Linked DNA regions of Homo sapiens: region 1 is linked to region 2. Evidence: read pairs that join two places in POLR2A ChIA-PET (ENCODE). Cell type or tissue: PC-9. All regions are shown on one strand. Each heading gives the region's core, and the rest is flanking DNA. Links, peaks and the distances in the headings are about the cores only. Region 1 overlaps MAGI1 (membrane associated guanylate kinase, WW and PDZ domain containing 1). Region 2 has its middle 67 kb from the start of SLC25A26.

Region 1 (5,388 bases), core at 318-5,317, 260 kb after region 2:
ACTGAACCTTGAGGGAATTTGCCCATTGGCTGCCCATCAGGCTGTGATCAGAAGTTTTCGTGTTATGTGTTACATAATTAAGGATGGGGAATAGCTATTTCAGAGACTCTAATTAAAGACTGTGTTCTCTATATAATGAGTATCTATAATGAGTTTTCTGTATAAAGTATCTATTTAGAACAATATGGGAGGGGGTGTATCTCATTGTCCAGCATAATCCTATAATAACTGGTTACTTGTCACAAATTTGAATTGGAGCAACACGGGTATATATATATATATATATATATATATATATATATATATATATATATATATATATATTATACTTTAAGTTCTAGGGTACATTTGCACAATGTGCAGGTTTGTTACGTATGTATACATGTGCCATGTTGGTGTGCTGCACCCATTAACTCATCATTTACATTAGGTATATCTCCTAAAGCTATCCCTCCCCCTCCCCCCACCCCACAACAGGCCCCAGACAACAGGGGTTTGTATCCCAGTCTTCCAACACCTTAGGGCTATTGTCATGCATGTTGCTTGTCAAGTATTTTGCTGAATACTTTGGAGTATGGTTGCTTTTGTCACCCTTGGTTATATTGTGTATCACGTTGACTCCTGCAAAATAGTGGGGAAAAGTAACCTTGGTAATGTATAATTAACTTATGAAGTAGAAAATACTTCTGTCCCTTAATCTAACATTTTAGTTTGTTGGGGCTTATTGTGCTAGCAGCCCAGGCTTCTCTTCCCGTTGTGCTTTAAGGGTTTTATTGATGGTGCTTACCTAAGTCCTAGTTCAGTGATTGGTCAGTGATGGGTGGTAGCGCCTGGCATATTACCAGATTTGTAATAGGTGCTCAGTAAATGACTTCTTACCATTACAGTTATCTGTCTCATTCTTTAAAGAGCAAGTAGTTGTCCATGTTACAAACCCATTAGAATAGTTTTTTTCTTCTTGTTATTGGTTTCTTTCTTTCCTTTTTTTTTTTTTGTGTGTGTTTTTCTGTGACAGGGGCTCACTCAGTCGCCCAGGCTGAAGTGTAATGGCGCACTGCATCCTCTGCCTCCTGAGCTCAAGCTATCCTCCCACCTCAGCCTCCCAAGTAGCTAGGACTACAGGTGCATGCCACCGTGCCTGGCTAATTTTTGTAATTTTTGTAGAGATGGGGTTTTGCCGTGTTGCCCAGACTGGTCTTGAACTCCTGGCCTCAAGCAATCCTCCTGCCTGTCAGCCTTCACAAAGTGCTAGGATTAGAGGTGTGAACCACTGCCCAGGCTGGAATAGGTTTTGTTGTCTAAACAAACGAGGCGATACATTTTATTTTTGTTTTTCTTTCCAAGTTAATGTTTTGTGCTGTTCCAGCTGTCTATTGACAAGTACAATAGGAGGAGTTCAATCAATGTAGCTTATTGGGATAGTTCTAAAATTGGAATCTGGGTTGCCATTCCAGCTGTATGACTGGCCTTGGGCAAGATCCTTCAACCATAGTGGTTCTCAACTTGTACCTCTTATAAATGGATGGGCTGATATTTTGTGACTTGTTCAACTCCTGAGTTTTTGGCTATGTGAATCTGCTCGTTCTTTTAAAGAAGTGTTTGCGTTGGATGTGGTGTTAAAGTTGGAATGTTCTTGCAAGTCCTTTGGGAAATTTTGGTCCTTGGATCTGTGCTGGGCCTTGTTCAGACATGAAATGAGAAAAATATTGTTGAATTTTATAAAGCTTAATGTTTTGAAGTTGGATGCACAAGAACATGTTTCTGACCTCCTCGGTGTGTGTGTGTGCCTGTGTGTGAGTTGGGAAGGCATATGATGAGTTTTTTTGTTTGTTTGTTTTTTGTTTTGAGACGGAGTCTCGCTCTGTCGCCCAGGCTGAAGTGCAGTGGCGCTATCTCTGCTCACTGCAAGCTCCGCCTCCTGGGTTGACGCCATTCTCCTGCCTCAGCCTCCCGAGTAGCTGGGACTGCAGGCGCCCGCCACCACGCCCGGCTAATTTTTTTGTATTTTTAGTAGAGACGGGGTTTCACTGTGTTAGCCAGGATGGTCTCGATCTCCTGACCTCGTGATCCGTCCACTCGGCCTCCCAAAGTGCCGGGATTACAGGCGTGAGCCACCGCGACTGGCCGGCATATCATGAGTTTTTAATGTCATCTGGAGCTAAAAACTGGTTGCCCACTTTTATTTTTTTCTGTGAACAGCATGAGGTAGACATTAAGATAACAATCTGTTGAAAGGCACAAAGCTTGCTTGTGTGCTTTGGCTTTTATAAGGAACACTGCAGTGACCATCTTCATACATGTGGCAGCATCCTCATGCTTCTCTGTTGTGAACACATACCAATACATTTCTGTATATACCAGTACATTCTGCTTATCTTTTTGGTGTTGGCTCAGGTGGCTCCCCCTCCAGGAAGCCTTACCTGACAACCCCCCATGCCCCCATACTATGAGTGTAAATTTTCTCAATATAGTAGCTCTCAATAGATGGTAACTGACATTATTATTTTCCTTATTAGTACAGATTCTTTCACTGTTGTGTTACTTACTGTTATGTTAAGGCCTCCCAAGTTAAACTCCTGTGTTGCACTGACTTTGGAATGCAGACTACTGTTTCTGGCAGCAGCTTTTAGGCGAGTATTTCTCCCCTGCCTCACAGATGTTCAAAAGTTGGTTGGCATGAGCTTAGAATTTTTTGAACGTCACCAGTGGTATTCAAGAATAGTCATTACTATGACTCATGATGTAGCTGAATAGAGGAGAGAACAGAGAATCATGACTCTGTACTGAAAATGTTGAGTGTGTCGCTAAGCCCAGAAGAGAAAAGTCTGTGCAGATACAAAATATGTAGCAGCAACTGGTCTTCTAAAAAGACAGAAACAGAAGGGGTTCTTGCCTTTTTAAAGTGATGGATCTTTCCCATCTCCTTGCCCACATTCTCTCCTACATATCAGATGATTACTTTCTTTGCTTATTTAATTCAGCCATCTCACTCTGACCCATGGACATTATATCAGCCAGGTCAACTGAAGGATCACTCTGGATTAGTGTGGTGGTTTCAGTCTTTTAGAGGCTATGCTTCAGAAAGTTTCACAGATGCTTACTTAATATTAGTTGTACTTTTAGCGTCTCTTGGTTTTGGAAAACTGCTATGAATCTGATAATGAATAGTACTAGCCTATAGAGGTCATTATACATTATATCTTTGTAATATTATATTTGTTACATATGTATACATACACACATATATAAATATATACATAAACATACACACATATATGGCATCTGTATATTATAGAAAATACTTTTACTCACATTTTTTTAGCGCACAGATAATTTCTGGTGTACCTGTAGAATCCCAAACCCCTTGGAATAACCATTTTCCATCTGTCAGATTTTGTGGTTCATAGTTTTTGGGAGCATTGAATTGGAAGGTCTTGGGCATCCTGGCCAGTCTTCTGGCTTTTTTCTTTTTTTTAGAAAGGAGAAATTAAAGCTTTTAGTTCTTTAAACTCAGTATTTCATTTTTGAGTGTTTAAAAAAAATCTTAAAGATTCTTAAATGTGTATGTACTTGTGTATATGTGTGTGTTTAAGACTTGTGAATCCAGTTGCTAGTTTTAATTCTAAATCTCCTTTCATTTCTAATGTCATTAAAAATTTTATCCCATTTACTACTTGTATAATTTTATTTTCTTAACATCTGCCAGTGGTAACTTGCAATGTATTCCAACATGTTTTTCTTCTTAACGTAGCCTCATAGGAATTCTTTTGGACATAAAGGTTTATAATGGGCCTCTTGAATACTTTGGTTGCCAATGCTAGACATATACTAATTCCCTGCTCAGTACTTCCCTTGGCTCTGACTCTGAAGATGAAAGACATAGTCTTCCTTTCTCAACCTCTCCTTGACTATTCTTGTGCTTTTGTAAAGTTATTGAGATGGGTTCTGATGCTTCATATGGCTTCTTAGATTTTAAGTCCTGTCACCATTAGGAAAAATCTGTTCTAGGAATGTTTGAAGTTCAGGGCCTTCACACACAATTATGTAGCAGCTTTCTTACCATCAGGTTGGATAGTGGGAATTGTTTTCACAGTAGAGAGAAGGTAATTTCGCTAATCAACTGGGCACCTTTTATAAAGATTGGGTTTTGCTGATCTCAAAAAATCTTAGTTTGGTGATAGGTTCTTTATGAAACACAGAATATACCATATTGAACTAATATCAACTTGAATGATACAGTCAGTTATTGAGAGTGTAATATACAGGTTCTAATAGTTGCTAACGATGAATATGATGTTAATGTTTGTTTTATGTGCATGATCATTTAGGATACTGTATCTATGCTGTTCTCTTGTGTGGAAATAAATTCAATGAATAATAGGTCACTCAGTAAGTGAGATAATGGGCAATGTACCATATCCTCATGTGGTCTTGAAAGCTTTAAGACATTGATCGAAGCTCAAAGATGAACTGACTTACTATCCAAATTGAAAACACTGTGCCTTAGATAATAGTGGTGTCCTATGATTGTGAGCTTATTAACGTCCTAACCAGACATAGAATTTTTATTTTTCTGTCTCTTTAGTTTTTCATGAGTTTTATGTTTACTGTCTCTGTCTAAGAGAAATTGTGGTATTTGGTAAAGGTAAGGAAGTTAAAGAAATAGATACAGGTTTTATGGTATGTTATAGTTTTTTTTAATGCACAGTAGAAGTTACAGGTTTATGAATTTACATCCCAGAATTCAGAAGGCTGTGGTTTTATTTGTAGATAGAAATCTTATTTCCCCCTCTTGCCCCTGCCCTTTTTTTTTTTTTTTTCTGGTATCAGTCTGCTGTACAGAGTTCTAATATGTGCTTTATTTTTGTAGTTTTTGTGTATTACTAAAGTAATACATGTTTGTGGCAAAAATTCAAATAAAACACAGGAATATAAAGTAGAAAACTAAATTTTTCCTGTTATCTCCTTCTGTTCTCAACCTAAAATTCTAATCCTCCAGAGGCAACCAGTTTGGGATATATTTTTTCAATTTTTCTATACAGATAAAAATATGCATATGATCTTTGGAATCTTTTTTTGAGATGGCATACATACTTATTTTACTCATGTCTGAGAATCTTGGTTTCAACTTAGACTATTCTTAATCAGTATTTTATATTTATTTTAAGTGCACCTTGTATTTTATGAGTTTGCACAGAAGCCTTTGACATTAACTAGGTACTTTATTTTCTTAAATTATTAAGAAATGACAGTGGTGTATACCCATTCTGAAATGTTTTTTGGAGAAGAGATGTGTAGGATCAGGTAGGAGAAATTAATAGTTTACTGGTTCAATACTGGTTATTTTGTTCAAGCTTTCTGTGTATCAGCCAACATATAGGTTTGGCT
Region 2 (5,388 bases), core at 328-5,327:
CAGGATCCTTGTCATCTTCCTTGTTACTGCTGTAACCCCAGCATCTGGAACAGTGCCTGTTACACAGTAGGCACCCAGTGAACATTTCTGGAATAAATGAATGGTACCCCAGTGCTCAGCACTGTGCCCTTGCTGTTGATGGGCTTTTGCCAATGATCACCTCTCAGTCTCCAATCCTCCCTGTTGGAATTTGTATCCTGGCTTTCCCTCTGAGCCCCTGCTTCTGGAGCCCCTGAACAGTGAGGGGCAGATCAGAGGACCTCCCTATCTCCCCAACATCATCTACTTGTACCTGGAATTGACTCTTCCCCTATGCTAAGACATTCATCATTTTTTTAGAAATTTGGGTTTGGGACTCAGAGACTCTGGTTCCTAAGTCGAAGTCAGTGCTTAAAATGAGAGAGTGGAGTGGTCTGGTCTCATGTATGATCAAAGCAGAGGAGCCTGTATGCAACTGAAGAGAAGAATAAAACTAACTGCAGAGAGGATGTGAGGAGATGAGAGGAGAAGAGGGAAGTAGGGAGAGAGCGAGAGAGTCTGGGCAAGTGAACTTGCTGATTTGAGTGTGCTGGTTTTTCAGTTTTTCACCTAGTCCCTGGAGACCTGGCTGTACTCTTCCAGACATACTTCCAGACTTGGCTATTTCTTTCAATTCACATTAGTTTGGTTGGTTTCTATTTCTTGCAAACAAATAATGTCTAATGACAAAATCCTACCACATAGGAGCCATCCTCAAAATATTTGCTGACTTGAATGCATTTTTCTTTTTTCTTCCCTTTTCTTTCTTTCCTTTTTTTGGAGACAGGGTCTTGCTCAGTCGCCCAGGCTGGAGTGCAGTGGCACAATCACAGTGGCTCACTGTAGCCTCAACCTCCTGGGCTCAAGTGATCCTTCTGCCTCAGCCTCCTGAGTAGCTGGGACTACAGGCACACACCACCACATCTGGCTAATTTTTTTATTTTTTTATGTAGAGACAGGGTCTCACTACATTGCCCAGGCTAGTTTCGAACTCCCGGGCTCAAGTGATCCTCCTGCTTTGGCCTCCCAAAGTATTGGGATTACAGGCATGAGCCACCACGCCCGGCCACATATTTCACTCATTCATTTGTTAATTTAGCAAGTATTTATTGAGCTGGTCTCTGGGCTAAAAGGTAAAGGGACACAGATATGCAAAAACTAGACACTGTCCTGCCCTTGTGGAATTCTAGCAGGAATGACAGCTATTAATCAAATAAAGACAAGAAGAGACATAATGAATTTAACTTTGTAGCACATGCTGCCTACTATGTACCAGGAATGGTGTTGGGCTAAACAAAGACACCTAAGCCATAATTGAGATGATGGACAGCATGGTCTGCTCAGAATAGGGAATACTCATAATATTGTTTATTGAAGAGCTGATACATACTTTATCTGATTTTACCTTCAAAATGATTCCATGAGATTGGTTTTAGAATATGCCCATTTTATAGGCAAGCTAGTAAAACTAGGCCTCGCCAGGGTTAAGTGACTTATCCAAAGTAAACAAGGCCCGCCGGGCGCTGTGGCTTATGCCTGTAATCCCAGCACTTTGGGAGGCCGTGGCGGGTGGATCGCTTGAGCCAGCAGTTTGAGATGAGCCTGGGCAACATGATGAAACCCCATCTCTACTAAAAATAACAAAAATTAACTAGGCATGGTGTGGGTAGTTGAGGATGCAGTGAGCTGTGATGGCGTCACTGCACTCAGTCTGGGTGACAGAACAAGACTGTCACCAAAAAAAAAAAAAAAAAAGAAAAAAAGAAAACGAGGTTGGACAGAGGCAGAGCCAGAATTGAAAGGCAGTCTTCTGTCTCCAAAGCCCAGGGTTTTTCATTTTCCTCCTCCACAGAATATTGCCTCTTCCATGAGACAGTAAGTGTGGAAGAATAATACACATCGTACAACCCTGCAGAAATGAGGCAGAAGGCATCCAGGCAGGACTGGGCTGTGCTATTTTTAGGATAATCTCTGCCAAAACAATGCAAGCAGCAAAGGAAAGAGGAATTTAATCAGCTCCCTCTGCTGAAGCTACTACAGTGTGGGTCTCAGCGGGTCTATCTGCAGTGCTGTATAAATGCCCGGGGTCTCGCAGGGAGACAGGGTGGATGGCTGAAGTTTGTGAGATCTGCGGTCTCATACCCAAATTGCCCAGACAGCCAGGGTCTGGTGCCCGAGTTTTATATTCAGGCACTGCAGTGAAACGATAAACAGCCTGGTCACAGAGCTTCCCAGACGCTCAGACCAGAATCAACCAAGCTCATCACAGCTCACGATTACGTGAAAGGACTCGGCTAAACCACGCACTCCTGACGGAATCTTATTTTCCTCCCCTATCATCTCACATTACGGACAGAAAGGATAGAAATAACCTTCTCAGAGCTGTGAAAACGAATGTCAATAAAACCCCCAGAGCTCCCTCGGTGCTTTGGAAGCAGTAACACTGTCTTCAGACAAATCTTTCCTCGGAAGAAGACAAGATCGTGAACTAGCTGGGGTTTTCATTTGGCTTTACAAGACCAAGCCCAGCAAGGAGCAAGGGGAAGAGCTGCCAGGGCTTTAGCAGCCCGAAATATCTCCACACCCACTGCTGGTGCCTGAAATTCCACCAGGAGACTTGCATTCCTGGCTCAAGATGTTGCCTTTCGTGATGCTATTTCTGGACTTTGCCTGGGTTCACACCTGAAAGCACACATTAAAAGAAATTCTGCGCATTCTGCGGTTGTGTTTCTCAAAGCGCGGTCTGCAGAGCCACCTGCATCAGCAGCGACTTTATCAGATTAAACATCTAGATGACTGGACCCCACTCCAGGCTGGAAGAATCTATACTTCAGGGAGTCAAGCTTCAGGAAACTTCGTTTTAAACAGGCACTCCTGTTAATTCTTAAGGGCAATAAAGCTCGAAAACCATGGTTCTATACTGTGTGTTTTCCTATCAGTATGCCCGAATACATTGCACATAAATAACTGGTTCTAACATCTTGTCCCTCTAGATCAAGTGTTCTCAACCTCAATGCTATCAACATTTTAAGCCCAGTGATTCTTTGTGTAGGGGAAAAGAGATTTTTCTGTGCATTATGAGATGTTTAGCACCATTCCACTAGATATCAGTAGTAACACCAAAAGTTATCAGTAGTAATTTTTGGTCGTGACGACCAAAAATAGCTCCAAGCATTGCATTGATAAATGGCCCCTGGGGAACAGAAAATCCCCTCCTCTGGGGAGTGAGAAGTATGTTTTAGGTAAATGGCTCCTAGCCTTAACTACACATTAGAAACCCTCAAGGGTCTTTTAAAAACTTGGATCATTGGGGTCCTGCCCCAGGAAACTTATTTTACAAATCTAGACATCTATATTTGTAAAAATTTCCCAGGTAATTCTAAACGGCCAGAGTTGAGAACCACTGCCCTAGGTGGATGCTTGAAGGCAAGGGTCCATGTATGTGTTTGTGATTTCATGGAATGTACAAACACCCAAGGCACAAGATGGGATTACTTGAGCACCTGTGTACCATCAGGACCCAGCTAGGACAATATAAGCTACCACTTCTGAAGCTAGCAAATAGACAACGTCAGCCAAATAAATTACAAATTCCCTCCCACCCTACCCCAGATATAACCTAAGTTAGTCAAATTGTAGTTAAGACTAGACCTTTTCTTGACGGCTGGGGGAATAGATGATTTTATTTCCACTAGATGATACCATATGGAGATGTGACAGCTGGAAAAGCTGATATCATTTTGCCACCATCAAGGAAGTCAGCCAAAAAATGAAAAGGACACTCCAAGGAGGGCAGCACCAAGAGAATCACAGAGAAACAGAGCTGGAGACTTGGTGAAATTGTGTCTGAATTCCAATCTGTCACAGGCCTCTTCATTTGCAAAATAAATCACCCTTATTTTTTAAGTAAGTCATTTTGATCTGGGGTTTCCCTTACTTGCAACCAAAAGCATCCTCATTGATGTATTGCTCGAAGCTAATATCCTCTTGCAACTATGTTATATTGCTAAGAGTCTTGCTACTCAAAGTGTAGCCCTTGGGCCAGCAGCCTCAAAATCACATGGTAGCAGTTTAAAATGAAGAATCTCAGGCTCCTCTCCAGATCTACTGAATCAGAAGCTGCATTGTAACAAGATTTTCGAGGACTGGTACAAACATCAAAATTTTAGAAGTACCTGCTTAGATAACGGATCTCTCAAGCACTGGGCTAGGTGATAGGGAGACAATGATAAGCAAAAGCTGGACATCGTTATTGGCTTCCCTAATTTGATTAGATGCCCTGTTACATACTCAGTAACACCTCTATTTCATCCATCCATTCATTCTTTCACTCATTCTACAAAGATATATTTAGCACTACATTTATAAATTTAACAAAATTTAAAATATTTAAAAGTGAGCAAAAAAAGAGAGAGGGGAATAGTCCCTATTCTTAAAAAGCTCACTGTCTATTTGAGGAGACAGTTATCACTTATTCACATAAATAAATGTTAAGTGCCAATTATGTAACTACTACACTGGAGAGGTACATGAGGCCTGATCAGGGTGGTCAGGCACAGTTACCCCAGGAAGACCAGAAGGGTGTGTTGGAAGGATGGGGATGGTAAAGAGGAAAGTACCCAAGTCAGAAGGAGAGGATGATGTGTAAGTCCCTCCATGGAGAAAGGAGCAGGATTAACCCAGTGAGCTGCCACAAGAACAGAGAGCATGGGGTGCAGAGAGTTGGGCATGGAACTTCATGATGAGCTTAAAGGGGTGGCTAAGGGTCAGGCTGTGTAACACATTACAAGCCAAGTTAGAGTTATTTTTTTCCCTTGAACCGCAAACTAATAGAAAGCAAGTGATGCATTTAAATACATTGCTTGCTAGCATGGCCCAGCTCGTCTCTTGGTAGTGAGACACAACCTGAGCTGGGCTCCCAATGCCTTTTGTTCTTATCTCCCCCACTCCCTGCCCCCTGCTTCCCTCGTAACCTAGCAGAGTAGACCAGCTTTGCTTAGCATGCCCACAGCCCGCTTGTTATTGGAGGTGGTAGGCAGAATGGAGTAGTGGAGTAAGGCTGACTTGGCACATACCTTCTTTGCTATGAGTGCCACAATGGCAGGAACTACATGTAACATCGTCATCACTCTGCACTCAGCACTCCACAGCATTCCCTGGCCCAGAGAAGGATGTGAAAAAATATGTGTTGGGTGAATAGCCTAGCCTAGGTTCCTTAACTTTAGTGAGGCTCAGCTTCCTTGTCTGTAGAATAGCATAAGGACAGTACCTGCTTCCCGGTGTGGCATTAGAACGTGACTATGTAAGTACATAGCACAGTGCTAGGCACCTGCCCCATGTGTCCCCCATTCCATACAGGCACAGACACCC

What was found. Peaks named below come from ENCODE experiments on the same cell type or tissue, not always from the same donor. Only the 100,000 strongest peaks of a DNase experiment are listed, where the experiment ranks them.
Region 1: POLR2A ChIA-PET joins it to region 2 with 5 read pairs; 2 of 35 experiments call an interaction of 5 or more read pairs at or near these places.

The regions. Positions count from the first base shown.
Region 1 is chr3:65,886,822-65,892,209 of GRCh38, reverse strand. The region is part of intron 1 of MAGI1 (membrane associated guanylate kinase, WW and PDZ domain containing 1); the gene reads left to right. The region is part of intron 2 of MAGI1-IT1 (MAGI1 intronic transcript 1); the gene reads left to right. Among named protein-coding and RNA genes, the nearest start is that of MAGI1-AS1, 4.3 kb to the left of the region's middle. In PC-9, for the core only: no CTCF peak of the experiment used is centred there; a DNase peak (open chromatin) is centred at 2,729.
Region 2 is chr3:66,150,926-66,156,313 of GRCh38, reverse strand. It overlaps a transcript of SLC25A26 not described here. Among named protein-coding and RNA genes, the nearest start is that of SLC25A26, 67 kb to the left of the region's middle. In PC-9, for the core only: no CTCF peak of the experiment used is centred there; no DNase peak of the experiment used is centred there.